7 separate regions of the Homo sapiens genome follow, and all the other regions are linked to region 6. The links are chromatin loops, found by intact Hi-C in ENCODE. Cell type or tissue: endothelial cell of umbilical vein. All regions are shown on one strand. Each heading gives the region's core, and the rest is flanking DNA. Links, peaks and the distances in the headings are about the cores only.

What was found. Hi-C counts contacts between places; a loop is a spot of excess contacts. Peaks named below come from ENCODE experiments on the same cell type or tissue, not always from the same donor. Only the 100,000 strongest peaks of a DNase experiment are listed, where the experiment ranks them.
Region 1: a loop joins it to region 6, with 6 times the contacts of the local background. A loop is called at or near these places in 15 of 110 quality-filtered maps.
Region 2: it touches region 6 in a loop (8-fold over the local background); 57 of 110 quality-filtered maps call a loop at or near these places.
Region 3: it touches region 6 in a loop (7-fold over the local background); 2 of 110 quality-filtered maps call a loop at or near these places.
Region 4: a loop joins it to region 6, with 6 times the contacts of the local background. A loop is called at or near these places in 3 of 110 quality-filtered maps.
Region 5: it touches region 6 in a loop (8-fold over the local background); 18 of 110 quality-filtered maps call a loop at or near these places.
Region 7: a loop joins it to region 6, with 13 times the contacts of the local background. A loop is called at or near these places in 3 of 110 quality-filtered maps.

The regions. Positions count from the first base shown.
Region 1 is chr1:66,541,182-66,545,795 of GRCh38, forward strand. The region is part of intron 1 of SGIP1 (SH3GL interacting endocytic adaptor 1); the gene reads left to right. Among named protein-coding and RNA genes, the nearest start is that of SGIP1, 9.3 kb to the left of the region's middle. In endothelial cell of umbilical vein, for the core only: no CTCF peak of the experiment used is centred there; DNase peaks (open chromatin) are centred at 1,770 and 2,510; H3K27ac peaks cover 1,623 bases.
Region 2 is chr1:66,263,481-66,267,480 of GRCh38, forward strand. It overlaps PDE4B (phosphodiesterase 4B), which reads left to right. Exons shown (of 17, transcript NM_002600.4): 7 at 2,558-2,607. Among named protein-coding and RNA genes, the nearest start is that of PDE4B-AS1, 210 kb to the left of the region's middle. In endothelial cell of umbilical vein, for the core only: no CTCF peak of the experiment used is centred there; DNase peaks (open chromatin) are centred at 561, 2,441 and 3,471; H3K27ac peaks cover 3,533 bases.
Region 3 is chr1:66,348,260-66,352,259 of GRCh38, forward strand. All of the region lies in intron 8 of PDE4B (phosphodiesterase 4B), which reads left to right. Among named protein-coding and RNA genes, the nearest start is that of SGIP1, 180 kb to the right of the region's middle. RefSeq lists enhancers at 1,970-2,019, 3,612-3,701, 3,712-3,761. In endothelial cell of umbilical vein, for the core only: no CTCF peak of the experiment used is centred there; DNase peaks (open chromatin) are centred at 1,232, 2,002 and 3,342; H3K27ac peaks cover 3,956 bases.
Region 4 is chr1:66,674,831-66,679,444 of GRCh38, forward strand. SGIP1 (SH3GL interacting endocytic adaptor 1) reads left to right here. Exons shown (of 25, transcript NM_032291.4): 13 at 2,174-2,266. Among named protein-coding and RNA genes, the nearest start is that of MIR3117, 49 kb to the left of the region's middle. In endothelial cell of umbilical vein, for the core only: no CTCF peak of the experiment used is centred there; a DNase peak (open chromatin) is centred at 2,271; H3K27ac peaks cover 1,816 bases.
Region 5 is chr1:66,525,567-66,530,180 of GRCh38, forward strand. No RefSeq gene overlaps it. Among named protein-coding and RNA genes, the nearest start is that of SGIP1, 6.3 kb to the right of the region's middle. In endothelial cell of umbilical vein, for the core only: no CTCF peak of the experiment used is centred there; a DNase peak (open chromatin) is centred at 2,335; H3K27ac peaks cover 2,204 bases.
Region 6 is chr1:66,727,338-66,731,951 of GRCh38, forward strand. It overlaps SGIP1 (SH3GL interacting endocytic adaptor 1), which reads left to right. Exons shown (of 25, transcript NM_032291.4): 20 at 1,927-2,082. Among named protein-coding and RNA genes, the nearest start is that of DYNLT5, 23 kb to the right of the region's middle. In endothelial cell of umbilical vein, for the core only: no CTCF peak of the experiment used is centred there; DNase peaks (open chromatin) are centred at 1,614 and 1,954; H3K27ac peaks cover 2,605 bases.
Region 7 is chr1:66,562,250-66,566,863 of GRCh38, forward strand. The region is part of intron 1 of SGIP1 (SH3GL interacting endocytic adaptor 1); the gene reads left to right. Among named protein-coding and RNA genes, the nearest start is that of SGIP1, 30 kb to the left of the region's middle. In endothelial cell of umbilical vein, for the core only: no CTCF peak of the experiment used is centred there; DNase peaks (open chromatin) are centred at 1,382 and 2,192; H3K27ac peaks cover 2,938 bases.

The sequences.
Region 1 (4,614 bases), core at 260-4,259, 190 kb before region 6:
TTTATTTATTCATCAAATATTCTGTATCGAATGCACACTAGGCATTATTCTAAGTGCTATAAGCTCAGTAGTGAACAAAACAGATTAAAATGTCTGCCCATGTGGGCATCCTTTTGCAGAAGTCAGTCAGCATGAGTTTATGTGATCCATGGATCAAGTGACAGGTGAGCATTCAGAAGTCTAGCATTCAGATACCCGTTCTGTGAATGTCTTGTGACAGTGCCCCTTGGGCTCATTCTTCTCACACATTTAATAAGTGAATGAGTGTCATGTCCTTGTCTTAGCTCACCATTCCAAGCCCAAAGTTACAGCTGAGAGCTCAGCAACAACTCTAGGCTTGAACATTTTCACAGAAAAGATGTAAATGCCATGAAAGTGTCATTCCAGGATCAAAATTACACATCTACTCACATGTTTTTTGGTGTATACCAAAAACTTTCATTTTTATTTTTGGTTCATATCCACTTCTGTTATGTGTCAGGACTAGTGGTTTAGGATTTTTGAAAGCTTGTGTGGAGTTACCTGTGTTTCTTCTCTTTAACAAACAATTTAAGGAGGAAAATACTGAGCTCATTTAGGGCATTGTCAAAGATTATGTGACATTTGCACATGCTTAAAAGTTTTAAAAATGCTTTATTCATCTAACAGATACACCTGGAGTGTTTCTGATATCTCAGTTGCTGTACTAGGCACAATGAAATGGCAGCAAAACACAAGGCAACAATGTCCCCCTTCTTCAGAAGCATGGAGTCTAGTATATGATACCACATTAGCATGTACATATTTTATTCGTGCAATGTCTCTGTGTGGTAGAAAGAATAAGTACGGTAATCCTCCCTTATCTGCAGAGGATATGTTCCAAGATCCCCAGCGGATGCCTGAAACTACAGATATTACCAAACCCTATATGCACTATGCTTTTTCCTATACATATATATGAGATAAAGATGATTTATATATATAATTATATATATACCTTCATAGATATCAATCAGTAGGTATCAGTTTTACCTATGATCATTTTACCTTTATCACAGGTAAAATTAAATTTACCTATGGTAAAGTTAATTTGTAAATAAGGCACAGTAGGAGATTGGCGACAATAACGAATAATAAAATTTAGAACAGTTATAACAATCTGCTGTAATAAAAGTTATGTGAATGCGGTGTCTGTCTCAAAATATTTTGTTATACAGTATGCACCTCTCTTCTGATGATGTGAGATGTTACAGTGCCTACATGATGAGATGAAGTGGAGTGAATGACGTATGCATTGTGACACAGCGTTAGGCTGCCATTGACCTTGAACACAGGCACTGCGATATGCAACAATATGATGACTGAGACGACTACTAAGTGACTAAGAGCAGGTAGTGTAGACAGCGTGGATACACTGGACAAAGGACTGATTCGTGTCCCAGACAGGATGGAGTAGGATGGCACGAGATTTCATTACACTACTCAAAATGGTGTGCAATTTAAAACTTATGAATTGGTTATTTCTATAATTTTTCATTTAATATTTTCAGATCACTGTTGACTGTGGGTAACTGAACCCACAGAAAATGAAACCTTGGATAAGGAGGGACTTTTGTGTTACTATCCTTATTTTAAACAGAAGGAAACTAGGGCCCACTAAGGTTAAGTGACACTCAAGGTGACCTCCTTACTAGTGGCAGAACCAGCACTTATCAGCCAGGCTTGACTCCTAGTTAAGTGCTGTTTATTTGTATAACGGCGTAACTGGAAAATCTTGCTCATATCCAAAGTGTTTGGCCTAGGTCTCTGACTGGCAAGTAAACAGCAGATTGTTTAAATCTGACTGGATGTTTCAAAAGCCTTCTTCAGAACTAAGCAAGTTAATTTTATTATCAGGTCATGATCTTTCAGAACAGTCATCAACTTGAAGAAGGCCACCTCACACAGAAGGATTTTATCCCAGTGGGCTCTTTTCAGTAGCTCAGTAGAAAATTTCCACAATTTTCTGAGGAAGAGCGTCATGATGTGATGTCACTAGTCCAGTGGACTCTAAACTTTCACAGCTTACCTTCTACCACACGTTTTATCAAAAAGCCTGGTTCCCACCACGAACAAAAGCCCTTTTTTTTCCCTGAGGAGGACAGCTCGGTGTTCACTGATATTTTATGAAAGCTGTGGCTGTTATCATGAAAACATGATAATGTGTGCCATCATTTGAAGATTAACCAAATGGGTTCAACCTCATTTTAGAGTTGCAGAAACCAAGGCCAAATGAAAAGACTTACCTAAGGATTTTTATTCTCTCTGTAAGAGGACAAGTCAAAGTTTATTTTAGTAATGATTCCAAAACTGTGAATAGACAAAGACTTGGAGCCCATGGTGTTTTTCACGTTCAAAGGTGCTGAGGCTGGCTGGGTGACTGCCAAGAGACACAAATGAATGTGTCCCCAGGGTCATTGTTCTACTGAGTACACATACAATGTGACCATTTATAGCTCTCTCCCCTGATTTTCTCAGTGAGTCAGTACAGTGTGGGGGGAAGGGCCAGGACTTGAAGAGGGACTATACCGCCTCTGTGACTGGGTGACCTTGAGTGAGTTCTGGAACGGTTGGCCTCAGCTTCCCCATTTGTAAGGGGAGAATAATGCTGGCTACCTACCTCGTAGAGTCATTATGAAGAGCAAATGAAATAATAAATATACATCTGAGAGAGTGTGGTGCAGATGCCAGTTTTTTTCTCAGACAGTTTTTTCTCAACCTATATACCCATGGTAAAGTTTAATTTATAAATTAGGCACAGTAAGAGATTGGCAATAATAACTAATAATAAAATAGAACAGTTTCCATTGTTCTATTGGGTGTTACTTGTGGATTTCTTAGCCTTTGGAGGCTAGACATTACTGCTTGCTCTTTTGCTTTTTCTGTAGATTATTGCTGTACCTCTCCTGAAGACAGGCCTTACAGATTTCTTTCTCCTCTTCACCATACTATTAAGTTACAAGCATACTCTATCATCCTTTATTCTCAATGTCCATGTGCTAGGCCACCCCTTTCTTGAACATGTATGGCATCACTAATCAATCACAGCCATCTTTCTCCCTAGCTTTAGTATCTATCTCAACATCATATTCCAGGAAATTCCTGTGAATTGATTGGAATTGGCACATGAGATGATATTACCTTGCATTCCTTACCACAAGCAGTTTCCCAAAGTTGAAATACAGGGAATAAAACCAGAATACAGGCCGGGAGAGGTGGCTCATACCTGTAATTCCAGCCCTTAGGGAGGCCGAGGTAGGTGGATCACTTGAAGCCAGGAGTTAATAGACCAGGCTGGCCAACATGGCGAGACCCTGCCTCTACTAAAATTACAAAAAAATTAGCTGGGCATGGTGGTGCGCACCTGTACTCCCAGCTAATCATGAGGCTGAGGCGGGAGAATCACTTGAACCTTGGAAGCGGAGGCTGCAGTGAGCTATGATCACATCACTGCACTCCAGCCTGGGCCACAGAGGGAGACTCTGTCTCAAAAACAAACATACATATAAAAAACCACTAGAATATAGGTGATCTACCTGTGCACCCACCTTTACAAATGCCCTTAGTGAATCACCAAAAATGACATGTCAAAAATTTCTCACAGCAGCAGTTCTGGTAACAATGGCCTGAAATGGTCTCTAAGCCCGATTGTAGGTAGAACCTTACTCCTGTGCTATTGACTGTAACCATTAAATTTCTCTTAGCCTTCTTGTGCACTAATTTGAAGAACTATGTCTACCAGGTAGCCAAGCTAGAGTCACTGCTTGGATTAATTCCTAATTCCTCCTTCCTTCCTGTCCTACATCAGTAGGTCCTTAAGAGCTGTAGATTGTCTTTCCTAAATAGCTCTTGACTCTGTTCTCTCTCTTTCATCCCCTGCTAACACATCTGATCAGACCTTGCTGCTTCCACCTTCCAATGAATCCTCCTCACAGCCACAAAAGACATCAATTTCCTCATCTGCCTTTGATTGTTTACCATGCTTCTAAGATGAAGTCCAAATGCCTTAGTGTGCTGTGCAAAGCTTTCACACACAGGCTGCCTTCAGCCTCATCTCTCACTGGCCCAGCCAGACAGAGCTCCTTGCCATTCTCTTGCCCTTGGACTTGCCATTCCATTCCTTCTCTATATGGAAACAGTCTGTTCTGACTTTTCAAGTGGACTAACGAAAGACTGTCTGCCTTCAGTGAAGCCTTCACATATGCAGCAGGTTGAGAATGAGAGCACTAGCTTTGGAGTCAGGCTGATCCAGCTTAAACCTGTGTGTGTGACTCTAGGGAGCTAGTGAACATGTTTCCTCCTCAGGAAAGTGGATGTGACGATAACAGTCTTTCTCATGGGTAATTTAAACATGTAAGTTTGAAAAAATTAAATCAGAAAGTGCACTTGTAGCACTTGGAGTTCTCCAGAGAGACAGAACTGAACAAATTGTGTGTGTGTGTGTGTGTGTGTGTGTGTGTGTGTGTGTGTATACATACAGAGAGAAAGAGAGAGAGGAATTTTTAAGTAAGGAATTGGCTCACATGATTGTGGGGACTGGCATGGCAGGTCCAAAATTTGTAGCACAGGCTGGCAGGCCAGTAACTCAGGCAGGCG
Region 2 (4,000 bases), core at 1-4,000, 460 kb before region 6:
TCACTTTCACATCAGTGGGTTATTCAATCTACATTCTATTAACATTTTGGAGTTCCTACTATTTGCCAGGCAATATGGCGGGACCTGAAGAGTATGTAAGCAAAGAGATCAGAACTGGATCCTGCCATCAACAGGTCACAGATTACCAGTGGAGATAATATGTGCCAATATGGACTGTAACATGAAGAAATGACCCTAAAGGTACAAATAAAGCACCATGAGAGATTAAAGAGACCATTCTTGGCTAAGAGGATGGCATCCTTTGGAGAAGGTTTGATGGGTAACTTAACCTTAAGTTAACCTTAACTTAACCTTTGATGGGTAGATTGTTTGGTGTGGAGACAGCTTCCTTGACAGGGGAATGAATGGCCTGAATAATGGCAGGAAAGGGGCAGCACATATTCAAGGAAAAAGAAGTGTTCAAGTTTGGCCTTGGCAAGTGTGAGTCAGCTCTGTCCCTCATTCATTCACTCTTCTATTCAATAAGTATTTACTGAATGCTTGTCATATGAAGGACCATCCTGGGTGCCAGGGATCAAGCGGTAAACAAGTTGTTCCCTGCTCACATAATGTTTACATTTAATCAAAGGAACTATGTATTGAACACTAACTAGACAGAGCCTATTTAAGCTATAATTTTAAAGTGCTACAAAAGAGAAGTACAGGATGCATGAGAGCACAGAGCCAGTCAGTGGTCTGAGATGAAATGTCAGGCAATGAGGAATTATGAGAGATAAGCTGGGAAAAGGATGTTGGGGCTAGAGAGCAAAGACTTTGAATGCCAGGCTAAGGATTTTGGAATTTAATCTCTTAATTTTCCTGAAAAACAGCCCTCAGTATTAGTGCAGGTGTTATCAGCATATAGTATAGTGGAAAGAGCATGCACTTTGGGTTCAGAAAGACTTAGCTTTGAATTCTGGCTGTGCCAATTATAAATCATGTGTCAGTATGTTTCTTAAACTCTCTGAGCTTCAGTTTTCTTATCCTTAAAATGGGGTGATAATACTCCCAGTGGAAGCTAAGAAATACCTAGCACAGCCTAGCAGAGAAAAGCAATCACTATATGATAATTTCCCTTCTCTTGTCACATGTGAAAATTTCATACCACTGAGAGTTTAAAAGTACCCTGCCTAAGATCACCCAGCTAGTAAATTAATGGTAGATGTGGACCCTGTCTATAGACTACGGCTACTAGGTATGGGTACCTACAAGCTAGATTGTCCCTAAAGGACCAGAGATTAATTCAGAGCAGTAGAAAAACCTAGGGAATTAATTCTGTGGCCACACCAGTAGGAAGACTCTTCTTTAGCAACAACGATGCAGGCTGTTCTTTGTCATTTAGAATTTGGCTTCGTTCTCACGCTTGCCTGTGCAAGAGAATGCAAAAAGAAGTGAAAACTACAGATTCCCAGGCCTCATCTCGGATATACTGAAATAGACTCTTCAGGGTTGGAAAAAGAAATTTAATAGCTCCCCAGATGAGTCGGCTGCGTATCCATGTTTGAGAACCACTGGACTAGAGTCTCACTCTCTTGCTCATTGCAAATGTCCTGTTACTCCTTAGTGGAGCAGAGAATCCTTAATGCCAGTGTTTCTGAAAATGTGGTCCTCAGACCAGCAGCATCAGCACCACTTGGGAACTTTTTATAAGGGCAAACTTTTAAGCCCATCCCAGGCCTACTGAATCAGCAACTCTGGGGGTAGGGCCCAGCAGTGTGTCTGAATAAGACTTCCAGGTGATTCTGATGCACCCTAAAATTTGAGAGCCCCGCTCAATAGTATTCCTGAGAAGTTTTCCAGCAGTGCATCAGGAAACAGGAGAGTCTGGTAGAAGTTCTGCAAAACATGAGAAGAAGGGTAAGAGCAGTGAAATTGAAAGGTTAGGGGCAGAGAAAGGAAAAGAAACAAGAAAAAAGGAGGAGCCCCAGTACTATGGGAACATGGGTTTGCTTGTTTCATTTAACCCCTGACATCAGCAGGCTTGTTATGATGTAGAATGACGTCCCAGTTCCTCCATGAAAATTCTGTTCCCTAAGTAAAGCAAGCTGGATGACTGTTCCCAGTGGTTGTGTGACCTTGGCAAGTGACTTCACCTCTCTAGGTCTCTGTCTCCTGAGGTACAAAAATTAGGGGCCTGAAGTGATTGATCGCCAAGGGTTCCTCTGGCTATAACTTTTTACAGCACTGCCCAAAGGAATTGAGATTCACTCTGGCATTTCGAGTGATGCCTGAGCAAGTGACTCTTTTTCTCAGGGCTTCTTGGAACAGCAAAACTTAAAACAGGGGGCTGGTTTGGGACCTGGAGTAAACAACTTCCTTCCTGGAGAGTCTGAGCATCCTGAGGACTTGCAGAGGGAAATTCCAGGCCATCTGGATGTGAGAGAATTGCAGTCATCTACCCGGGTTACAGGAGCTTGCCTTCCGGAGATGGCATTATGTCACTACATAGTTCATTATGACCTGGAAAAGTCCTCAGTAACCATGAGGGTGGGGTGTCGGGGGTGGAATGGGCAGTTTTGATACACAGACTCAGTCCTTCTTTTCTCTGTCTCCACAGGAGGTCCCCAGCTGCTAGTCAGCCTCCTGTCTCCAGAGTCAACCCACAAGGTAGGCCATGTCATAAGGTCTATCTAGATGTTTCAAGATAGAATAATAAACATGCCTCTTATTCAGAACTGTTTTTTAGAACAATAGTGTTGTTTGCATATTGTGGCTCTCAAAAGTATGTCTCTTGGTGACTTTTTTCTAAGGTACACTGGAGCATTACTTCACTCTATTAAAACCACATTAAAAGCAGTACTAAATAATTTGCCCATTGTATGTGCAGGCTTTCAGAATATGATAAACATGGGGTAATGCTGCCTCTTCCCCAAAGAGGAGCAGGAGACAGAGTTGTATTGACAGTGCAGCTTGACCTCAGCTTGCTGGCCCCAATAAACTCCAGGAGAGCTAACATCGAAGACCTAAGGTGCTCCACGTTCGCCTGAGGGCCCCTGCGGATATGTTAGTGGTTTCCCTCTTAATGTCAACTATAGATTCCACTTGAATCTACATCCTTTCCAGGTGTGAAACCAAAGGCTCTTTCCAGGTCACGAATCATTTCTTTTGGAGGGCATCCAACTTTGTTCCTCAACGGTGTTTTGTTTTGTTTTGTTTTTTGTTTTTTAAGAACCTAACCTCTCATCTTTCAGGACAGTGCATCCACTTTTCTTGGTGTGTTGAGAGCTGCAGAGAGGAAGGGCCACCTTGAAGGAACACCATGGAGTTCTGTTGGAACTGAAATTCTTCTTCACACAAAATGCAACCAGTTCTATGATATTTGTTAAAGTCCAAATAATGTTTTCTCCTAAATCTGTTCCCTACTAATGTAGCAGTAGATTTGAGAAAAACCACAGGAGAAACAATTAAGATGAACTCACACTGAGATCACCTAATGCCTGACACCTAACGATGCCTCACATGCTTTTCTATTTCCAGCAGCGCTTCATACTTAAAATCTTTCTCTCTTGGTTGTTGTGTTTTCTTTCTGGTATCCTGATCATAAGTATAACGGAAGTATTACAAAAGCTTAGCTTCTAAAAGAAGGGAACAAAAGCAGCAGATTCTATTGGCTCATTGGCTTCTGAAGTATTTGTGGTGCATGCTTTTTAAAATATTTTTATAAAAGAAAGATTGAGAACGAGAAAAAAAAGTGAAAGAAAGATACTAAGTAAAGGTGAGTTTACTCTAGAGCCTCGTAATATGAAATATAAAGAAGTAAACAGTACTCTATGGACTTCAAAAACCTGGTGTGCTGCATGTACTATTTCTTTTAGAACTTTTATAAAAAGAAACAAAATAGGATGTTTTAACATATAACTCGTGTTACATACTTGGAGATCGAAGGAGGTAGTTTTGAAACTCCAATCATTTCATCATATTGGCCTACCAGTGAGGCAATGTTGCTCACATTTCTGTTAGCCAAATTTACATCAATTTGATTATTTAGACTATGTTTTCT
Region 3 (4,000 bases), core at 1-4,000, 380 kb before region 6:
AAGGAAAAACAAAAGAGTGACTGAATAATGTACCTTGATTCCTTGATTTTTCTCAGTTACTATGATGATTTTTGTCATCTGTTGAAAAAGGTTTCTGCTAAATTTAATTATCAGATCATCATCTCAAATCTTCAAAGTTCCTTTTTTTGTCTTTCTCTATTAACAGACAAATTAAAAGGGAAGGATCAAGTATATGAAATGAAATTGTGATGCTCCAGGAACAGTTTTAGGTCTTACGTTTCTCATTGGAAGAAAAGTCCTCTGTCAAAAAGAAAATTTTGAAAAGTTTAAATTATCTAAAAATATACAGTGCCCCTAAACTTAACATATATAATGAGTGTATGGCCTGGAAATCCAATCTCTTCATAGGCTATTTGCACATGCAATATCAGGACCATACTTACAGTTAAAAAAAAAAAAAGATAAAGAAAATTCTTCTTTATCTGAAATTCAAATTTAACTAGGTGCCCCGAATTTTTATTTGCTAAATCTGGCAACCTTATATATGTGGAAACATAATATAGTTTATAAATATTATATATATAGTTTAAAATGCATAGTGAATGTATCAGTCTTTAGGTATAAATAGTTACAGTATCTTTTGTCCATTTGATTACATCACTGCAGCAACTTTCAGAGTTGAGAGAATGTTGGATCATGAGAAATTGCTATAAACATTCTTATGGGAATCACTTTGGGTCTAGGAAACGTCAATTTTTTAGTGTTCCAATAATGTGTGTTATATCATCTCTTGAGAAGTTTTCAGAAATTCTGAGAAAAATGGACAGCAGAAAAGGGTTAGATAGATAGGAAGAAATATGTAATAATTTGGGGAGCTGTTCAAGCCCTAATCTCATTTAGGAGATTAGTTATAGAGCAGCTATATTCAAATTTGTTTGATCTTTTGATATTTTTCAATTCTGTATGAAGGCATTAATGGTTTTTCCCTGCTTTGCCTTTTAATATGTCACTTGAGCAGAGACTTGTCCTCTAACTAGCAAGTAGAATTGATTCTATTGTTGCTTCATCATAATTTTTGATGCAGAATAATGGTAGATATATTCATGCTTGTTTTTCGTTGTATACTTACCTATTGATTACTACGTTGCTGAGCAGTTAAGACAAGAAGCACTCAATTCTAACATGTTTAGAAGAGTTTCTTTCTGATTTGGCACATGGACAGTGAGAATGATCTCACTGTGTTTGTTCCCTGGCACACCAAAGGTTTGCTGCAGATGTTAGTACAGCAGAACTTGTTTGCTAAGATGACCCATTATGGAACACTAGCTGATTAAGCAGACGTTAATGGACAATTGCATGTCCATTATTACTTCTTTGACCATGTTACCAACTCAATTCAATTGCACTTGCTTTTCAAATAAGACAAACCTGTCAATAAAGAAACTGGACATCAAGTTTCAAATGATTGGTAGAGTTTATAGGGAAACACAAAAAGGAGGGAAGAGATGAGATGCACATTGTCAAATAATCTGAAATGTTAAGAATTGTGGAAATTGTTAGTTTCATAAGGAGTTTTAGACAAGCACACTATATCCCTCATTCTGTTTATTTCTTTTTCATTTAAAACTTAGATTTGCTTTACTTCTTTGGGTCTTCATTTCTTCCCATGCAAAATTCCTGAAAGTCAAAAGGAAGATTAGAAGCTAGCCATTTTACCACTAAAGAAACTGAGCCCCAAGAAGTTAATTCAGCTTACCCAAGATTACATATTTGCTTAGGGCCAGAGCTAAGACAGGGACAGACTCTGTTTACTTCATTTCTCACTAAACTGTACCACTGCAGTTTCGACTTCTTTCTACCACTGAAGGCACAGAATGCACTGAAGGCATTCTGTGCCTTCAGGAGGAATTTTCAGCCCCTTCACTTTCCTGATGCCCGGGAATTCTTTTTAAGTTATGACTAACAAAGTATAAAACATGAGTCAAAAGTTAGTCCCTAATAAAGTCATTGTGACTTTAATGACTTCGGCAGTTGTTTCATTCTGCAAAAACAGGAAGATCCCACACAATAAGGCGCCTGTCTCACAGCTGGGCTCCTGCGTAGACGGCCACCCACAAGAGTAACTAACTGCTGGGGCTGCCTTCCTCTCTTTGACACCTTTTTATTCTCTGTTCTTACAGTTTTCTCCTACTGACCTCATCCTGAGGTTATCCATGAGAGGAAGGTACCTGCTTTAGCTAGTCTTTGATAGGGTGAAGAATAGTTTTAATCACTTAGGAGTCACTCCTAAGTGATTTTCAGGTCACCCTCAACAGGCCTAAATTAGTCTTAGAAGAAGCTCTTTCATGGGCTTTATACTAGCTTCCTGTGTTATCACTATTCTGGACTGTTTTATTCTCAAAAACATAAAATCCCCAAATTTTAGATTTGAGAAGAGCCTGCGATCATTCCAGTTCACTCCTCCTATGTGATTAGTTTAACTAAGAACTCATTACCAAGATAGTGCCTATCTTGCCTGCGGATCTTTGCATAAAGCTCAAACTAATTCTCCCATGAGAAATATAGAAAAGTGAAGAAGTGTCCTATCACTTCAGAAGAAACTGGCTCAGAAGAAATAATCTCTGTATGCAGTGTTAAAACTAAAGAAAAATTGAAGCCATCAAACAAAATGTTCCTATCAAGTGTAATTGAATTTTAGCTTTTATTACCTATTCTCTACTTTTAAAATAACTTTTCACTATTAAAGGAACTTATTCCAAAAATCAGACAATTTTATAGAAAAGGTATATTCTAGGCCAATAATATTAAATCACATATCTAGAAAATATACCTTCTTCCCTTTTCAAAAAATAGAAGCAATTTCTAGCAGTGTATGTGAATCTAATGTTGGGCATAAGCTTAAGAAGGCATCGGAGGAATTTTTTATTAGAGTTTATTCACAAATTTTGCTTGTCTGTGTTGAAAAGGGGCATTGGCCATTTCCTCTGGGGACATTATTTCTAGGTAGGCTGTAACAGGGTTTTCCTGTGAAGGCAGATTCTTAGGGAAAATAGTATCTGTGTACATGAGATGGTAGAGACACATTTATCTTTAAAATAATGTGTTCCTGTTTGTGGATTTCTCTACTGAATTTAATAAAGTAAATAATGCCCATTTCCTTCCAATCCAGTAACTCCTTGGGACACAGTTTTACCCAGGAGCTATTTTACCTTCGAGTCTGGATGAAACGTGTAACTTAATAAATAGATTCCAAAAGTCTTACACTATGAAACTCTGAGGGATGATAAATGCTTCCCTTCCTTTGTTATGGTCTGAAGCATTTTCAATTTGAGTTGTTTTCCTCAGTCATGTAGAGGGAGTTTTGTTTTCTGGGAAGTCTTGGTTGCTGGTAAATAATGTGTCCAAACTGTAGGAGGCAGCCACAGAATTTATCATACAAGTATGAAATGTTAGGGTTGATCATTCTCATTTTACACATGAGAGGTGATGTAACTACACAGGAGAGTGAGAGCTGAGAATGAAAAGTCAAGATTTGTCTACTACATTGTGGCTGCCTCTGGCTCAACAGAAACACTCCCATGTGGGAGTCAGATGCTGAAAGCCCAACTAAGCCTAGCTCCTCAACTGTCTCCTCAGGCTTAACTTCAAACATAATTCATATCTATTCTATTTCTTAATGTGTCTCATCACACAGTTAAACACTAGTCATACTAACTGGACTCTACATATACTAGAATGTAAAAGATACCCTTCCACCCCCCGCCGTCTGCTCCTTGAAGGCCATGTCTGCCTTTCTTAGTTTGTACAGAGCCCAACATAAATGGGCCCTTCATAAGTGCTTTTTGATGAGAGCAATGATTGCTTTCACATCAGTGTGGTTGGGCCCTCCCTTATGGAGGAGGAAAACCAACAGTTGTTGCTAAGCAACATTTAAAGGACTAGGTTAGTTTCTGACACTAAGTGACCTCCATTTGCATACTTCGCCATGTTGTGTGTTTTATGGTTGCCTTAAGATGACTATGTTTTTTGGTAGCATTGC
Region 4 (4,614 bases), core at 284-4,283, 53 kb before region 6:
ACTGGAGAGAATTTGGTGCTATGTAGCCAGCTAAAATTCTGTTACTATAGAAGAACTGGAGAATGAATTCTGGGAGATAGCCAGCAGTCAGCCACACCTGAATATTTTCAATGATTTTGTTAGGAAACTGTACAAAGAACATTTCTAAATACTCCTTAATGATTTTAATGTCCATAACTTAGAATCCCTATGTAAAGGTGGCCTTGCAGTGAGGCTATCAGTTTCCTTATTAACTCATCTGTGATCAATCTCACTCTTAATGACATATCGTATGGTGACTGGAGACGGGATTTGATTTGTTGCACCTACATCTGCCCGTTTAAGGAATCCCATAACTATATGAAAACTTTATGTAAAACATAGAAATCATTCTTAAAAATCATAGCTGTGTTCCACATGGAATTCATGAAGAAAATGCTGCTTCGTATCTTTGGAGAATGTTTGCTTTCATGTTAAAACAGAGCGAAGTCCACCTTTGAGGCTTGTGGTGGGGAGGAGATACACACCCAGACCTGTCCATGACTGTGGCCTCAGTTGTTCTTTAGATGATTTCAGCCCCTGAACTTCTGTAAAGTTCCTGCCTTTGCACCGATCACACTAGCTTTTTCGATACCCACACTTCCCTTTTGTATCTACTCATTCTTCTTTAGATTGATTTTTCTTTTTCTTTCTGTCTTTCTTTTTCGTTGTTTTTCTTTTTCTTTTTCTTTCTTTTTTTTTTTTTTTTTTGACAGAATCTCACTCTGTCACCCAGGCTGGAATACAGTGGCAAGTTCTTAGCTCACTGCAGCCTCGACCTCCCACAGCGATCCTCCCACCTCAGCCCCCAGAGTAGCTGGGATCACAGGCACATGCCACCCCACCTGACTAATTTTTGTATTTTTTGTAGAGACTGGGTTTCACCATGTTGCCCAGCTGGTCTCGAACTCCTGGACTCATGTAATCCTCCCACCTCAGCCTCCCAAAGTGCTGGAATTACAGCTGTGAGCCACCATGCCTGGCCTAGAAAGATCTTTCTATCACTAGTTGAAATGGTCTGGGGAAAAAATATGTATTTTAGAGTTAAAAGTCTGCTACATCAGATCTTAGCTCTTCTGCTTTTACCGTGGACACCTCATTAAACCACTCCTATCACTATTTTCCTCTCCCATAAGTGGAACTGGTATCAACCACATAGTGGTGGTAAGAGTATTCAAATAGACAGTAACAGCTACTGGCCTTGTGATACGTGTTTTATAGACATTTTATATATACTCTATTCATATATCTTTCCTCTGTTAATCCTCTTCATAACTCTCTAAGGTTGCTTTTATTATCTCCACTTTACACTAAAGGAAGGCAGCGCAGAGAGGTTAAGCAACCTGCCAAGGTCCTACGGTCAGTGCAGAGGATAGATTCAAACCACATCCAACTGACTTCCCAGCCTGTCCTAGACAACATAATGAATTACAGCAGTACTTGCATAGTCCCTGCCACAGGATAGGTACTGAGAAGCACTAACTATTTGCATTATCATAGGTATTTTTAATAATCAGAACAGGAAGCAAAAAGAAAGAGAAGAAATGTTAAATTCAGTGTCCTTAGGCCCAAAACCTAATTGCCCTATGTTCGGTGCCTAAGCACTCATTTTTCTGGTTCTCTTAACATATTCACCAAGTGTTTTTAGGATAGTTTAGTTTCTTTTTATGATGCTGTAAAAGGTTTATGTAAAGACCCTTCAAGGATAGGAACCACTGCATAGAATGCAGGCGTTTTCAGTTTTGAAGCATATTTATAGGAGGCTTTAAATCAACCAACTTACAGCAAAACAAATGTTCATGGGGTTAATGTCTGGATTTTCAAATGGGTACCTGAAACAGAGCCAGTACATGTACTGATACTCAGAATGTCCTTACGTGACCACCCAGGAAGCAAATGCAGATTCTGCTCTGAAAGTTTTTATGTAGCTATATGTACACACACAGACACTCCTCCCACCCACACTCACACCACACTCCTATTTCTATTCTCTGCTTGAAAAGAATAAGGAGCAGCACATTCCTAAGTTAATTTTTTAGTACTGAGACAAGAGGAAAATAATTTTGTAAAGCTCAACTTGAAATCGAAATTTTAAGTTCTAAAGTATGGGGATTTTTTTTAACTCACCCTGGGAAATCTTCTTTTTTGTTTCCAGTTCTTTTAGATCAGCCTGAGATATGGGGTTCAGGCCAACCAATTAATCCAAGCATGGAGTCGCCAAAGTTAACAAGGCCTTTTCCCACTGGAAGTAAGTTATGTGTCTGCTCTGTCTGGAAAAATAAGTGACTCATTTTAGTGTCTGTCTGCATAGTGAAATTAGGCAACTCTTAAAAAGTCTATGTAAGCAACATTAGAACTGAATAATATTAAGAAGAGATGTTATTCTAACAGGCTTTCAAGTTAAAGAACTCAGGGCAGGTTATGAAGACAGGAAGAAAATAACATAATAAAGCAAATTATTAACCTTGAATCATAGCCTTTTCTGAAATCCCACATGCTTATTCATTCATTTATTCATTGTACGTAAGTAAGAATAAGAAGCAAGGGAGCTAAAGAAACTACTGCATTCCAGGCATTAGGCTATCATATAACACAGAGGTGAACAAGTCTAATACGGTCTCTGCTCATCCTATAGAGCAACTGAGGCTGCACAGGACAGAAAGGACACATTGATAGGAAAGAGTGACAATTGGGGAACAAGAGAACTGAGGCTATATGGTAGAGAGAAGCTGAGATAGTAGATCAGAGTAAATGTATGTGAAAGTTGCCATCAGTCTGGCTTCTTCCAGCATGACCCAGGCGTCTGGGAAAGGAGGTCCTGAAGATCCAGATAGCCGTTCACCGGTGGTGGGTTGGGCTATTTGGACTGAATGGATTGTTCATCAGGTAAAGCCACCCTTCTTAAAGATTTATTGAATTCCCTTTTCAGTAGACTGCCTCTGAAGCATGCCTGTGGAAAGCACTCTTTTCAAAAAAAGGTGTTTGGGGAGGAGAGAGATGCAGAGGATGTTTTTACTCCTTTGGGCTCACATACAGACCAACCAATACTTTTTCCAGTTCAGCATCTCCAGAGCTTACGCCTTGGTGCCTAAAGGTGATCATGAGAATTAACCGCGGGGATTCATAATCAAAGGCCAAGAGGTTGTTTGTTGGAAATATTATTGCTATAAAGCCGTGTGATCTAGCCTTTCCAAAGATATTTCCCTCATTAAACAGGATAGGAAAAACATCATTATCAACAATTTTTTAAAAACTTCTGAACTTTGAAAAATGTATTTTTAAAATATTTGAACCACAGTGGCATGATTTTGAATGTTTTCCCCTGCAAAACAAAACTAGTGAAAAAGCTGTAACTTCCTTGAAAAGCTTTCTTTACAGACCTGAGCTATGCAAGTGATCCCTAGAAAACCCTTTCCTAAATGCCAAGAAAGTAAATGAATTGTTTATGGAGGTGATGTATTGGTTTTAACTATTGGTATTTCAGAGCTGTGAGTCTTACGTGCTGTGGTTACACTTAGCACAGCACAGGCTGTTGTTTAATTGATGTGCATTATATCATTCTGCTCATGTTGTAGTTGCAGCATAAGTTTTCTATTTTAGCTTATTAGGCTTTTACAGTATTTTATTTGTTTTTATGGTATTTTGTTGATTATGACCTTGATTTTTGGCAGAGATCCTTAATCAGGAGCAGAGCCCCTGATTGACTCTTAACTTCTGTGGGAAAATATGGTCCACTAGAGGTGTAGCTTTCAGAAGCTCATAATTAAGATTAAGAACCACATATTCCTAGGCTTTAGGATGAGGGTTGTTAGTCATACTTATTGTGTGGAAGAACAGGATGCTACCTAAAAATAATAAATAAAGTACGGGAAGGGGAGGAGGAGGGAGGAATGACAGAAAAAGCTTCTTCCTAATTTAGGCAAGTGGAAGGTACCAGCAAGCGCTCTCCAGCCATGTGCCTACCTGCCTCCCTCTGCGTTTAGGTTATGAGAGATTGGACGGCATTCAGATTCACAGCTAAACTTTGGGATGGCCTGTGAAATTAGTGTGAACTCTTTGAATCTACCAGATAGGACCAGTGACAAGAAAACATACACTTAAAGAAAGAGGAAGAAGAAATGAACCAGTTGAAACAGTAATTCCAAACTTTGCCCACAAAGTGACAAGTCCAGCTCAGAAGGGTGAATCTCTTCGTAGGGACCATGATACTTGATTTGGCTGTAATTTTTGTCAAAGGAATCTGTTCATTCCTCCTTGACCCAAGCAGTTAGTTTGCTTCTAACTTTAAAAAATGTACTAAAATTTAAGAAATATAATTTTGAGAAATCTTTCCCAACTCAATCTGGACACTAAGATCCTGACTGGATTAAAAACCCCTCACAGGAGCCCCCACCCAACCTGTGATTTCCGTTATCAAACCCTCGACTGTAACTGTCAGCGGACATGATTTCATTCAGTCAGTCATAAATCCCTTGAGGCCAAAGACTATTTTTATTCAACCCTATGACCCTAGTTCCTAGTACAGGAGGTAGGACGTAGTTGCTGCTTGAGGTTTGTGTGTTGAATCATATTTACATGAATAAAATGGTGATATTA
Region 5 (4,614 bases), core at 289-4,288, 200 kb before region 6:
TCTCAAGTCCACTCTATGCAATAGAATTTATATTCCTGTCACTATTTATCAAGCAACCCTGAAATTGAAATTATTTATTCAGCAAGACCTTTCTCTTATTCCATTTTATGGGTCTAATAACTTGGTTTAATTGTCAACTATAAAAGAGATAAGATTAGAGAACTTAGTAATTTGTCCTTTTTATGTTAGAAATATTTCACCATGGCCTAGATCCAAGGAGATGAGTAACTAGGGGCACAACAATTTCTTAAAGAAGGAAAAAAAGCAATTGTATAAGCATCTCCGATATTTTGGGTATAAACCCTAAGCCTTTCCAAATCTTTAAAGCCTTAGGTGAACAGGTTGCATGATTAATATTATAGCTTAGACACATATTGATCCATTTAAATCCTCAGGCTTCAACAAATTTTGTCATACTATTCATACTGTTAGTAGATTTTGAAATGAGTTGGACTGGATACTGTTCTTGTTCTGGACAATAATCACAAAACCTAAAAGAAGCAATTGGAGTTTATTTCTACTGGACTGTGCATATACAAGTGTGTTTATCAGCTGAGATTGAGCATTAAAGCACTGCACATGCACGTGTGATAGGCCTGATTACAGCAGAAGCCTCCAAGGCTCCTCCTACCTTTCTCTGCTTCTGTAGTGCCCTCACCTTGAATAGGATCTGTTGACAAGGCCCCTTCTGGACAGTTGCTGACAGGCACAAGGAGCTTATGGGTTTTGAATGGAAAGGATTTGCTAAATAAAGCTTCAATCCAAACTTCACCCCTCCCTTCCAGAGGTCAAGGCACTGAAGTTCTTGGTAGCTATGGCAATTACAAGGTGAACCAATGAATTATTGACATCTTAGGGTTTGCTACTTGACACTTATCCCCAGTTAAATGCGGTTAGAAAATTAAGTTCATGCAATTATATTTTCCAAATGAAAATACAGAGCGAGACAGCTTTTTTTAAAAAAAATAAAAATAAAAGTAGCCATATAATTGAAGATGGTACTGCCTCTGCAGTTCATTGTCAAAGATTGATTATCTCCTAATCTAAACATCAACACATTATCCTTTTGAAATTAAGTATACCAAGAGTCAAGACTCTTTTACTTCTAGGAGTTAATTCTATATAACCTAAGTTCCTCAGCTAATATGACATGTTATGTATTCAAATGTCTTTTATTTCCTTTTGATTTTTTTCCCTCGGTTCTAGCATATGATTTATTTAGTTTGTAATGGTCACTAAAAAGAAGGTAGTGGATACCAGTGAAAAACACTATTTTAGGATGACAATGGCCTTCTTTGGGCTTGACTCTTAAAAGAAATTATGTTATTTTATGATATTCTGATTATTCTCTAACTTCATCCACATCTTTGAACTAAGCTGAACCACTGACCTCTTATTTTGGCTAGTGACCTTGAAAAAGAAAAGAACTTCAGGTCTCACAGAGCTCTTTCAAAGTAAATGATCTTAAATGACTTCACTTCCGTTGTCTCTCACTCTCTAATCCACTTTTGGTACTGTCTGACTTGCACCTCCTTGGCTTTATCTCCTATTTCTAGCATTTCATTTGTTTCTTGCATATGCTTACAAGTCTCAATATTAATGATTTTTGACGTTTAGTACTTCCTGGAATGGACTGAATCATTTAGGACTCCTTTTCAAGTGACAGATAGCCAAGTTGAATTTGCTTGAGCAAAATGGAGAAGTTACTGGTTACTACTATGGACACAATGTCTGTGTCCTGTCAAAAATTCATGCTGAAACTTAATCTCCAATGTAGTAGTACTAAGAGATTGGGACTTTAGGAAGTGATTAGGCCATGAGGGCTCCTCCCTCGTGAATGAGATTAAGGCCTTTATAAAAGAGGCTCCACACAACATTCAGCCCTTTTTCCCTTGCACCGCTTTTGCCATCTGAGATATAGCATTGCCTCTGGAGGATGCAACAACAAGGCACCATCTTGGAAGCAGAGACTAGGCCCTCATCAGACACGCAACCTGCCAGAGCCTTGATCTTGGACTTCCCAGCCACCAGAACTGTGAGAAATAAATTTCTGTTGTTTATAATCTACCCAGTTTATAGCATTTTGTTATAGTAACCAAGCAGACTAAGACATGTATAATATACATACATATGTAAATGTTTATGTACATAATATAGAGATTAACATAATGAAGGTTTAGTTCTCACACATTCAAAGTCTGATGAGGACCAGGCAGCTCTCTGAAATTTGGAAGGGGAAGAAAGGTATGGAGAATATGCAGGATGTTTGTAAAGGCCAGGCCTGAAAAATTCCATTGGCCTTAATTTCGTCATATGACTCCATCCAGCTGCAAGGAAGGCTGACAAATACAGTCTTCCTGTGTATCCAGATGGAGAAAGTGGTGTGATAAGCATGTACCACTGTCTCTGACACAATTTTATTTATTTTTCTTCCTAATATTTTGGCTAGCATCCATAAAATAGTATTAAATATTAAATAACGGTGATGATAAAGAACAATTGTCTTATTTTTTATTTTTATTCTTGATAATGAAAATGTTTTCATTATGTTTCCATTTAAAAAATGGCCTATTTGGGGTCAAGATATGTATTTTCACCATCCTGGGGAAGTTTTATATCTCTTTCTTTGTTAAGATTTATTTATTTCATGAGTGATTTAAGTTGAAATTTATCAAATCTCTTTTTGGCAACTATGAAGACAATTATATGCTTCTTTTTAAAAGCTTAATATTGTAAATTATATTAGTAGACTGTTAATGTTGAATTATTTTTTCTTACTTTTAGAGTAAAGTCTAATATAATATACAATGTTCTTGAAAAGCTCTATTATGTTGGCTGTCATTTATTTCAATTTTTGTATCAATATTCATAAGTAAGATTGAGCTATATTCTATTTTTAATTATTTTTGTCATGTTTTATAATTCATAAGTTGAAGCTTTATGGAGCTTTTTCTCTTTTTCCAGTTTCTTGAGCTGTCAAAATTGCATCGGAGTGATTTGATTCTCCAAAGAGAGAAAGAATTCCACTATGCTTGGGACAGTTGCTGTTGTTGTAGGTTTATGCTTCAAGCACATAGCCACTGGGCTATCAATGTTCAATCTTGGCAGTACCCATTATATCACTGCTTATAGCTATAACATTTTTAAATGTTTAATGAGAATGTTTTTATTACTTCCATGCACTCTTTCTGGCTCTCAGTATGCTCTTTTATCACAGCAATCTGCTCTTATTTATTGCTGCTGTATCTCTGAAATTATATCAAAACTAAAAAACAGATTTTTTGAAAAATGCCTCTCAAGTTCTCCACATTTCCTCTGCCTCGGTGGGGACATTTCCTATGCTTCAGTGAGCTGTAGTTATTTTCCTTCTCTTTTGAAACTGTTGAATTTTCTCATAGATTCAGTGTTACTGCTTATCTTTATCAATGTAGGTCTAGATTAAGCAGTACTCCCAGCTGATATAAATTCCTTCAGCACTCATGTAGCTATGAACACATGGCTCTTGGGATGCTCATAGTCCAATGGGTGAAAAGCATACAAGGGCATGTCTTGTCTTTGGCATAAGTGGGCCAGCACATAGAGTCTTCCCCCCAGGGAAACAGGAGCATGACTACAGGTTCTGCTGGTTTCTCTCTGGATACAATCATATTATGGGTTCTGTTTGCCATAGAAACTTGTGTGTATATATATATAGTATACACACACACACACACACACATATATATACACATATATATACACACATATATACACACATATATATACACATATATATATACACATATATATATACACATATATATACACACATATATATACACATATATATATATACACACACACACATACATAGGCACAGTAGTCAGCATATGACAGTCCAATGTAAGTTTTGGTTTAAAAAAAATCTATCATGAGAACTCATCAACATGGCCCCCAGTGACTGGTTTGAAAAGTGAACAATGATCCAAGCCAGGTCAACCACAGTCCTTCCCTGGAAGTTTTTTGAAGGAGATCTAGCCTAGTAAATCTGTGAAGAGGTGAGCTTAGAGGATGCTAATGGTCAGGCCTGATCATGTGGAGAAAAATTAGTAAGAGAAAAGGAGATGACATGCTGGAAGAGACAGAGAGAGTTCTGAGTACTTGGTTCAGGTAACAAAATTTCCTGGATTGTCCTGGTTCTTGCTTTCCCTCAGCTGTTCAGTTCTTGCTATAATTCTATGAGCTACCTCAATAAATTCCATTTTTGCCCATGTTAGTTGAAGTTGGAGTTCTTTTATTTCAGCCAGGAATAGAGTAACTATGGGAACCCACACACACACAAATATATGTATCTCTTTTTCATCTATATCATCTCATGGAATTCCAATTTTTCAGTCTTGCCAATTTCCAGGACTTGGGCAACATATTTTTCCATCTACATTCACTGAATTACCTCAGTGGGGATAGCAAAAGGGGCAGAGTCAATTGTCATGTTAAGAGCACTACCTTGGAGATACACAAACACATACACAAATCTGGATCCATATTTTAATGCTAATTTTCTTTCCTCCTTTCTTTGTGACTCAATTCTCATTGTCTTCTTTCTCTTTCTAAAATATAAACAAATTTCCCCTT
Region 6 (4,614 bases), core at 344-4,343:
AACAACAAGAAGATACCACTACTCACCTATGAGAATGGCTAAGATTAAAATGATCAGTTCTACCAAGTGTTGGTGAGAATGTGGAAGAACTAAAACCCTCATGCACAGCTGTATTTTCCACTTTAGAAAACAGTTAGGCAGTTTCTTTGAGAGTCTACACCTATTATGTGAGCTAGTGACTCTCCTCCTGTGTACTTACCAAGAGAAATGACAGGGTATATTCATACTAATACCCGTACACGCGTATTCATTGCACCTTTATTTGTAATAGGCAAAAACTGGAAAGAAGCCAAATGTTCTTCAGTAGGTGAATGTATTTTTTAAAACTGTGGTATACCCATACACTACACAGCCACAAAAAGAAATGAACTATTAGTGCACACAACTACATGAACAAGTCTCAAAATAATTATGTGCAGTGAAAGAAACAAAAAATCACACACCTTACAATTCTGTTATATGAAATTCTAGAAATTGCAAATGAAGTTATAGTGAAGCATATTAACTCTTGCCTAGGGACAGGGAAAGGAGGCAGTGGGAGAGATTACAAAAAGGGATTGCAAAAAAGCATAAGAAAACTTTCAGGGATGATGGAAATGTTCATTTTCTTAATTGTATGATGATTTTACATCATATAATCTCATGGAGTTTTACACTGTATATAAGTTCAGTTTATTATATATCAATTATATCTTCATAAAGCCTTTTTTAAAAAAAAAGAATTGTTTTTCCTTCCACGCTATCATCCCATTGTGTTAACTTATATGACTGAGTTTACAATTTTGACCAAATAGACAAATTAATGGAATGAAGAACTAGTTAAGTGCAAGGCAAAAACTTTACCTCATGAGTACATAAAACAACATGCTAAAGGCATTACTCATGTTACTCGAAGAGCTAAGTAAGACAAGTCCAGGAAATAATGTGATAACATTGTACAATATACTATCTTCAAATATGCTGCCAAAGATTCAGAAATCAAAGTGAGGGAGAACCACCAGAGTAGAGGATTCTATTCATGAGGTGAAGCTATAGACTTCTACAGAAAGAGAAAAGCTGTACTTTTCTTCTTACATTTCAAAACACATAAAACAAAATAGTCACTTTTTAAAATAAGTGCTGACCATTGAGTTCTCAGATAAGTTAGAAATGATACACTGCTGGTGAGAGTGTAAATTAATTCAACCATTGTAGAAAATAGTGTGGTGATTCCTCAAAGAACTAAAAACAGAACTACCCTTTGACCCAGAGATCCCATTACCGGTTATATTCCCAAAGAAATATAAATCATTCTATCATCAAGACACATGCATTGGTATGTTCATTGCAGTACTCTTCACAATAGCTAAGACACAGAGTCAACCTAAACGGCCATCAATGATAGACTAGATAAAGAAAATGTGTTACATATACACCATGGAATACTATGCAGCCATAAAAAAAGAATGAGATCATGTCCTTTGCAGGAACATGGATGGAACTGGAGGCCATTATCCTTCCCAAACCAACACAGGAACAGAAAAACAAACACCACATGTTCTCACTTATAAGTGGGAGCTGAATAATGAGAACATGTTGACAGAAAGAGAGGAACAAAAGAAACTAGGGCCTGCTTGAGGGAGGAGGATGGGAGAAGAGAAAAGTTCAGAAAAAAAAAACTGTCAAATACTATGCTTAGTACCCAGGTGACAAAATAATCTGTACACCAAACCCCCAAGTCACATGTTTACCTATATAACAAACCTGCACATGTACCCCTGAACCTAAAATAGAAGTTAAAGTATTTTTTAATGGAATTGTAAGAGCCTGCCTTTTATCTCTTCTGCTATTTAACATTGCCTCATAAATTGTTTTTCACAGCAGTTTTGATTCAGTGTATTGACATGGATTTTCTCTCTCTTTCCTCTCTGTGTTTTGATATGCCAGATGTATCGTTAAGATTACCGGAGAAATGGTGTTGTCATTTCCTGCTGGCATCACCAGACACTTTGCCAACAACCCGTCCCCAGCTGCTCTGACTTTTCGGGTGATAAATTTCAGCAGGTTAGAACACGTCCTGCCAAACCCCCAACTTCTCTGCTGGTAAATATGATTTTGCATAAATTTTTCAGAGATACATGTGGCTTAGTACTTTGTACTTAGATGAGGGATATATCTTAGCAACAGGGTCGCACTATAGTGAAATTACCACCACTCAGATATATTTGTAGATTCAAGCACAGAACTTTTACCAGCTATCAAAATTTGTTGTGGGTGGTTGTGTGTGAATGTGTGACTGCATATGCATATACGTGTTTTAATGGCCAACTATCTCAAGTGGTTAGAGAGACAGGGTAAGAAAATCTGTATCAGCAACAGTTTGTTCATCGTCTGTTTTACTCATTATCAACAGACAGTGGATGACAATGGTGGGAAATGAGCCAAATAACAAGAATAAAATCCTTTCATTGTATGAGCATCTTTTTATTTTTATTTTATTTTTGAGATAGAGTCTTGCTCTGTTGCCTAGGCTGGAGTGCAGTGGCACCATCTCAGCTCTCTGCAACCTCCGCCTCCTGGGTTCAAGTGGTTCTCCTGCCTCAGCCTCCCAAGTAGCTGAGATTACAGGCGCCCACCACCACACCTGGCTAATTTTTGTATTTTTAGTAGAGATGGGGTTTCGCCATGTTGGCCAGGCTGGTCTCAAACTACTGACCTCAAGTGATCTGCCTGCCTTGGCCTCCCAAAGTGCTGGGATTACAGCCATGAGCCACCACGCCTGGCCTTCTTTTTAAATCAATTGTGTGTGTAGGTGTGACTGTGCATGTGCATATGCATAATAAAGACATCAAATTCAGGTTTAATAGTTAATACAATTTCATTGTAATGATCATTGTTTTGATGGAATTTTACATGTATGACATAAAAGAAACTTATGCAAATATGTTTATATCAATGTAATTTTTCACATTTTCTAACTATTAAACCTGAATTTGATGTCTTTATTATGCATATGCACAGTCACACAAACCCACATGCATGCATGCTATTAAAATGATCAATTATACAAGTTAATTATTTGCAGTGAATGAGCTGAAAGAAGTCTTCTTGACAGCTTCTCCATCAAGTCCTGATGTTCATCTACAAACCTCTCTCTGAAGTGGCCACTTTTTTCTTTACTGCCACCTCCCTTGTCCAAGTGACCACTGTCTTTTCCCCATACCACTGCAATTGCCTTCTCTCCCTGAATCCAATCTTGCCCCTCTCCAATACATTTCAACAGCCAGGTGGTCTTTTGTGAGTAAATCAGGTCTCCTTTGTTCACAACTCCCTGGTGGCTTCGCATTACACCTGTCCCAGAATCTAAACCTGTTACCATTGCCTTTGAGGCCTTGAGTTGTTTACCCTTGTCTGCCTCTCCATTCTCATCTCCCACCATCCTGCCTCAGAATCCTTTTAGCTCCAGCCAGACCTGCCAATCTCAGAAACAGGCTGCATCCTTTCCCACAACAGGGCTTTGTAGTACTTGTTTCCCCTGCCTCGAATACTGTTTCAACCTTCTTCACCTGACTCCAACTCATCCTTTAGTCTCAGCTCTACTCTGCCTCCTGGACTATCCCATTCTCCTCCCCATACCCCCACCAACCAGCCCCAAACTAGTAGCTTGGTGCAAAAGTAATTGCAGTTTCTACCGTTACTTTTAAATGACAAAAACCGTAATTCCTTTTGTGCCAACGTAATAAATTCTGTCCCCTTGTTATTCTCTCTAAAGGTACCCTGTTCTTTTCCTTTGTAGCACTTACTACAGTTAATAATGACATATCTATTTGTGTTTCTTCATTCATCCATCTCCCCCACAAGACTGTGCAAACCGTGAGGGAATGGAAAAAGTCTCTTAATTCGAATTCTTGCTTCAGTTTCCCTCCATTTTTTGGTTGTGCACGTTGAGCCAGTTTATTTTTCAAGGTTCCTCCATCTGAAATTAGGAATTATGTGCCAATATCTTGCCAGTTTGTTTGTAAATATGACTGGTGTCATAGTTACAGCTTTTGTTGCATTGCATTTTTAGGCAGTTATGTTGCCAAGTTCTTAGGCATATGTGCAAAAGTTGTATACATATATTAACATACTGGTCTTATACATAGAATCAAACATCACTCAAAGTGGTTTTGCTTAACAAAATATTATATAGACCCTTAAATTATTATTTACAAAAGTAAAAAAAAAAGAAATAAAATATATCCCATTAATTTGGATCTTATGAACTCTACTTGATCACTGTAACAGGGCTGTGATGAGTGACCCTTTAGTCATCTATAGACTCTTTAGTTTCGTTATGCAGTGCCACTCCACTACCTCAACCACCACAACCATCCCCAGTTTTTTAAAAAGGCATTGTTGACCAAGCATGATTCTAGATTGCAGTACCAGCCTTTAGTGTCTATCATCAGCCAATTGTTTCCTTAATGTTTACTGAAGAAGACTTCATATGTCACCATGGCCCCTGGAGACATTTCAGTTTGCAATCCCTATGACAGGGGCCAAATTGAAATTTACATCTACTTTTTTCTTGTGAAAAAAGTTTGCTTGTAAAAAATATGCGGGAACAATTGTCAACTCAAGTATGAGACTGAA
Region 7 (4,614 bases), core at 276-4,275, 170 kb before region 6:
CTGCACAACAGCTAGTTTTAATTTTTCATTTCATTTTTCCAAATGCAATAGATATTAGAGGAAATTTTAAAAGAAGAATATTTGCTAGATGAGGGTTTCAGGGAGATAAAATTCTTCTCTGCAAAGGGGGGAAATTCTCTATCTGATAGAATTTTAGAAGGGATTGAAACAATAGCAGGGAAGAATTCTGGGGAATGCAAAAGAGGGAGTATATGAACAATAAAGACTGGGATAGAGACTGCAGTGGAAGCACGAAGCTGAGAAAAGACAAAGAGGACTAGTGGGTAGGTTCCCTCCATTCACCAAGGAGGGGTGGCAAAGTATTTTACCACCAGCGGCAGAATATGCTTAGGACCGAAACTTCTTGCTCAATTTGTTTATTTGTTTTGGTTTTTTTCTTTAGCAAAAATACTTTGGGCCTTCTTAGATGTGGAAAACTTGCCCCTGGGCAGAGCCAAGGAAAATCAAGGGGAAAGAAAAAATTGAATTGCTCTACAAAAGGAAGTTGGAAAATTTTAAGTATTTAGGAATTGCCCAGGAGGGGACACGGGAAGGAGGAGCATGAGCAAGGTTCTGGAACAAGGTGATGCACAGAGGGGCCAGGCAATTTGGCAGGTGAAAGGTTCTCTGTGATAATAATGGCCTGTGATTTTTAAGAATAGAAATGTTTAAAATGTTATCTGCCTTGCTGTAATGTAATCCTTTGTTATTCCATATTTATTGTTGCTGTTGTTAAAATCTATTACTCACACTCTCTTGCATGTGGTATTTATAAGAAATTGAAGAAAAAAACAGGGAGGCAAGAGCATTGCCCTGAATTATTGGAAACATTAGTATGAAGTAGAAAGAGAAAAAAAAATCAGCTACAAGAGGAAAACCACAACATCAAGAATTTGGTATAAATACACAATCTGAACAAGAGATGCCTAAGAGGGATACAACCCACCCAGTAAACCTTGGGATAATAGGGGAGGGTCAGTGTGTCTCAGGGCCGGCACGGGAGGTACTTCTACTTTAATACTGCAAAGTGTTACATAAGGCCAGAGGATTTGGAGCTGTCCCTCTGTCTGACTCCCGGGTTATTTGGAGGAACATGCCATGTTGCAGCAAGAAGAAACTTTCAAGACACAAATCTAGTCCAGAGCCTTCCTTTAACAGATTTGGTCACCAAGACAAGAGAAGAGAGTGACTTGCCCGATTCCACCAAGGTGAAGGGGAAGAAAGACAACTACCAGATCTCCTGACTGTGACCCTGGCTCTCCATCCACTCGGCTCCTATCTCTTCACAAGGGAAGACTGTGCTTTGATGATGTTTTGGGAAAGTGCTAGTGATTTAGAGTTCTCCAGCAGGCTGATTGGCTTAGCAGCTGGGAAATTCTGAATCACATCGGATGGAATGTTTTGTTTACTTCCTCCCAGCAGTGCTAAAGGGGAGAAAGAGTTTGTTCCCCCACCCCCCTCCACCCAAGTAATTTGCTGGAAGCAGTAAATAATTTCCCAGTTCATCTGATCTCCCTTCTAACCAATGTCTTCCTGTGGTAGTTGAAGAGAAAGAATATCATTTGAAATACTTGACTTATTTTCAGAAGCTAGCAAAGAGAAAGATGAATGTCTCTTCCTTAACTCTTAGAAAGCTACTATCCCTTACTGTTAGGGGCAAATTGTAACGCAGAGGTCCTATCTAGGGCAGCCAGTCCTGCCATGAATAGATGTGTGTCCAGAGATTGTTAAACCCAGACTGTAAGCAATCATATAGTTCAACAGGTCAGAAGCCCTTTCTTAAACCAAATTAAAGTCAACATTCAATAAACAAAAACTGATAAAATTGGAGCGGCTTAGATTGAAGTTAGGAGTTGAAAACATCTTAATCTTCCCCTTACCCTGCTGTAATAGTCTCTGAGACAGATCTCTAAAGAAGCAATTTGGAAACGACTAAACTAGTTCAGCTGACTCACTCTATCAATGGTGATTTCAGAATGACCTTCCCTATGTCCCATGGCTAAGGAGTGGCATACCTGGACTTGAACTCAGGTCTCCTCAGGCTCAGTCCATTGACTCTTCTATAATTCACTAACATGGTAAAATGCTGTCATGACTTATGCCTCATCTGGAACTAAGATCTCCTTGGAAGCAGAGAGTGACCGGATGAAGTTAGGCAATATGTTACTGTATCCAGTAACCAGGGAAAATTCAGTGACATTGAGTCAGAGGAAGCTGTGGTTTGACCTGACCAATATAAACAAATGTACACAAGCAAAGCAGGCGTGGAAATACATATATTTCATGTGATTCTTGAGATAGTTAGGATGTCTGTGTCATCTGCCATTTCCTCTTTACACTGGTCCACATACAGCCCAAAGATGCCCTGCAGTCGTGAGCAGACAATACAAGCAGGAAATCATGCTGCATCAGTTATTCTTTTTGTAAAAATGTAATGGTAGGAGGTGTTCACCAGTCCACACAAAGGTAAAGAAACTAACTTTGATCTAGTGGTCACCAAGAATCACACAATCTACTATCTGTGGGCTTTTAGGGTAGTTACTTCAGTCCCCTCCTTCCCAAGGAGGAATTTACAGGGAAATGAGATTTTACACCTAGAGTCCTCAACTTCATGTCTGGGGTACAGTAAGCTTGCAATAGTACTAGTGAGTATTTTTGTTATGTAACTAGCGTAATAGTAACACTTCTTACAATAACCCTGTGGGGCTTATAATGATCAGTCCTCATTTTCCAAATGAAGAAAAACTGAGGTCTGGAGAGCTTAAGTGCCTGGCCCGAAGTCATACAATCTGGAAGGGGGCAGACAGTAGATGTAAAACCAGGACCCCCTGACTCCACTGCCAGTTTGCTTTGTGCTACAGTGATTCCCCCAGTAAATTTCTACTTGAGTTCCATGTCTGGGGAAAAACGTTTCTGCTAATGCATTGTCATCTGACATGTAATTTGGGTGTCTCCCTTTTCAGTTTAGTGCTAGAAAACTTGTAACCAAATTTATTGCCCAGGTATAATACTCTAACTAATTCTGAAATAATTTATCCCTTTTCTTTCATTTATATGGGCTCTTATTTTTGATGGCCTGATTTTCATTTATTTTATGTTTGAAACATCTTACCATGTTACTCTTGGGATGTCTTTACAAAAACTGTCATCATTATCAGAAATGAGTAGAAATTCAAACTTAATTATGTTAGAGTTGTATTAAGGGGTAAGGGGCATAAAAAGGATAAACCAAGGTTTCTGGCATCAAGAAACTTACAGATTAATTGGGGACAATAGAGCTATACATGAAAACGATGAGGCAGTAAAAAAATTCCAAGTGAGAGAGGTATGAGCAGAAAGTACCTCTGAAGAGAGAGAGATTTCTAAAATTGGAGGTTGTATTGGAAAAGACTTTCTGAAATTTGGGCTTAGATTTCCAGAAAAAGCTGGTCACGGTGGAATCCAAAAGCTAGAAGACTCTCGCTCCTCTAAGTTAAATAAATCATTTGCTTACACATTTATTCAACACACTTTTGTTCACCTCCCTGTGCTAGACTCTGTGTTGGCACTGGGTGGTGAGTACACTAAGAATTGCCTTCGCTCTTGTAGAATATAAAGTGTAGGTTTTCAAGAAAAACATTATTAATGCTACTATGTTATATTTCTAGAAGAAAGTAGAAAGCAGGAAATACTGAAATCAAGTGTAGTGTAAATTGTAAGCAGTCATCTCATTCTCATTTGCCAGCCCATGTAATAGTAAATTTTATTTCAAGTAAAATATTTTAGGTCCTTACGGCTTCAGTTAGATTCAACCCAAACTAGCCATTACACTGAATGAAAGATATATTCACTTAATGTCTTACTTTTATTGGGAGAAATTAACCATTCCGCTAGAATATGTTGGAACAACCAGAAACTGTAAATCCTGTTTTTAGAGGAACACCAGGGTGGTTTCCCTAGCGGTAAACAACCCACCTCAACACAGTCTGTCAGTTTATTTGCTATTTGCATTATAAGATCTTTTAAAGATCGATGTGAATAATGAGCAAGAGTGATCCCTAGGGGCCATCAACTTTCTTAGGCACTGATTCTTATTCCATCCATCATTTTTGTTTCAGAGACTAATAACAACTAATAATTTGGAAAAGGTAACTTTTATATATTTGCCTCCAAAACCTTTTATTTTTTCCATCAAGAAAAGAATGCACTTTTTCTGTGGGATGAGTTCTTTCTATCACTTTTTGAGTAATGAATATTAATCCTCGTATGCAGCAGAATCTAGTCCAGTGGAATAGCACCATTTAAGAGTGTGTTGACCTGAATTGCAGTCCTAACCATACCACTCGATGGGTCTAGTTTTTCATCTGTCATGTGGGGATAATAATGAAAACATGATAGCTATGAAAATATAGTATAAAACATAGAATGTTTTATTGTTTTTGCCTTCCTCAGATGCATTTACTCTTTTTTATTTATTTATTCTACCTTAAGTTCTGGCATACACGTGCAGAAAGTGCAGTTTTGTTACATAGGTATACATGTGCCATGGTGATTTGCTGCACCCATCAACCCGTCATCTAGGTTTTAAGCCCCACATGCATTAGGTATTTGTACTAATGCTCTCCCTCCCCTTGC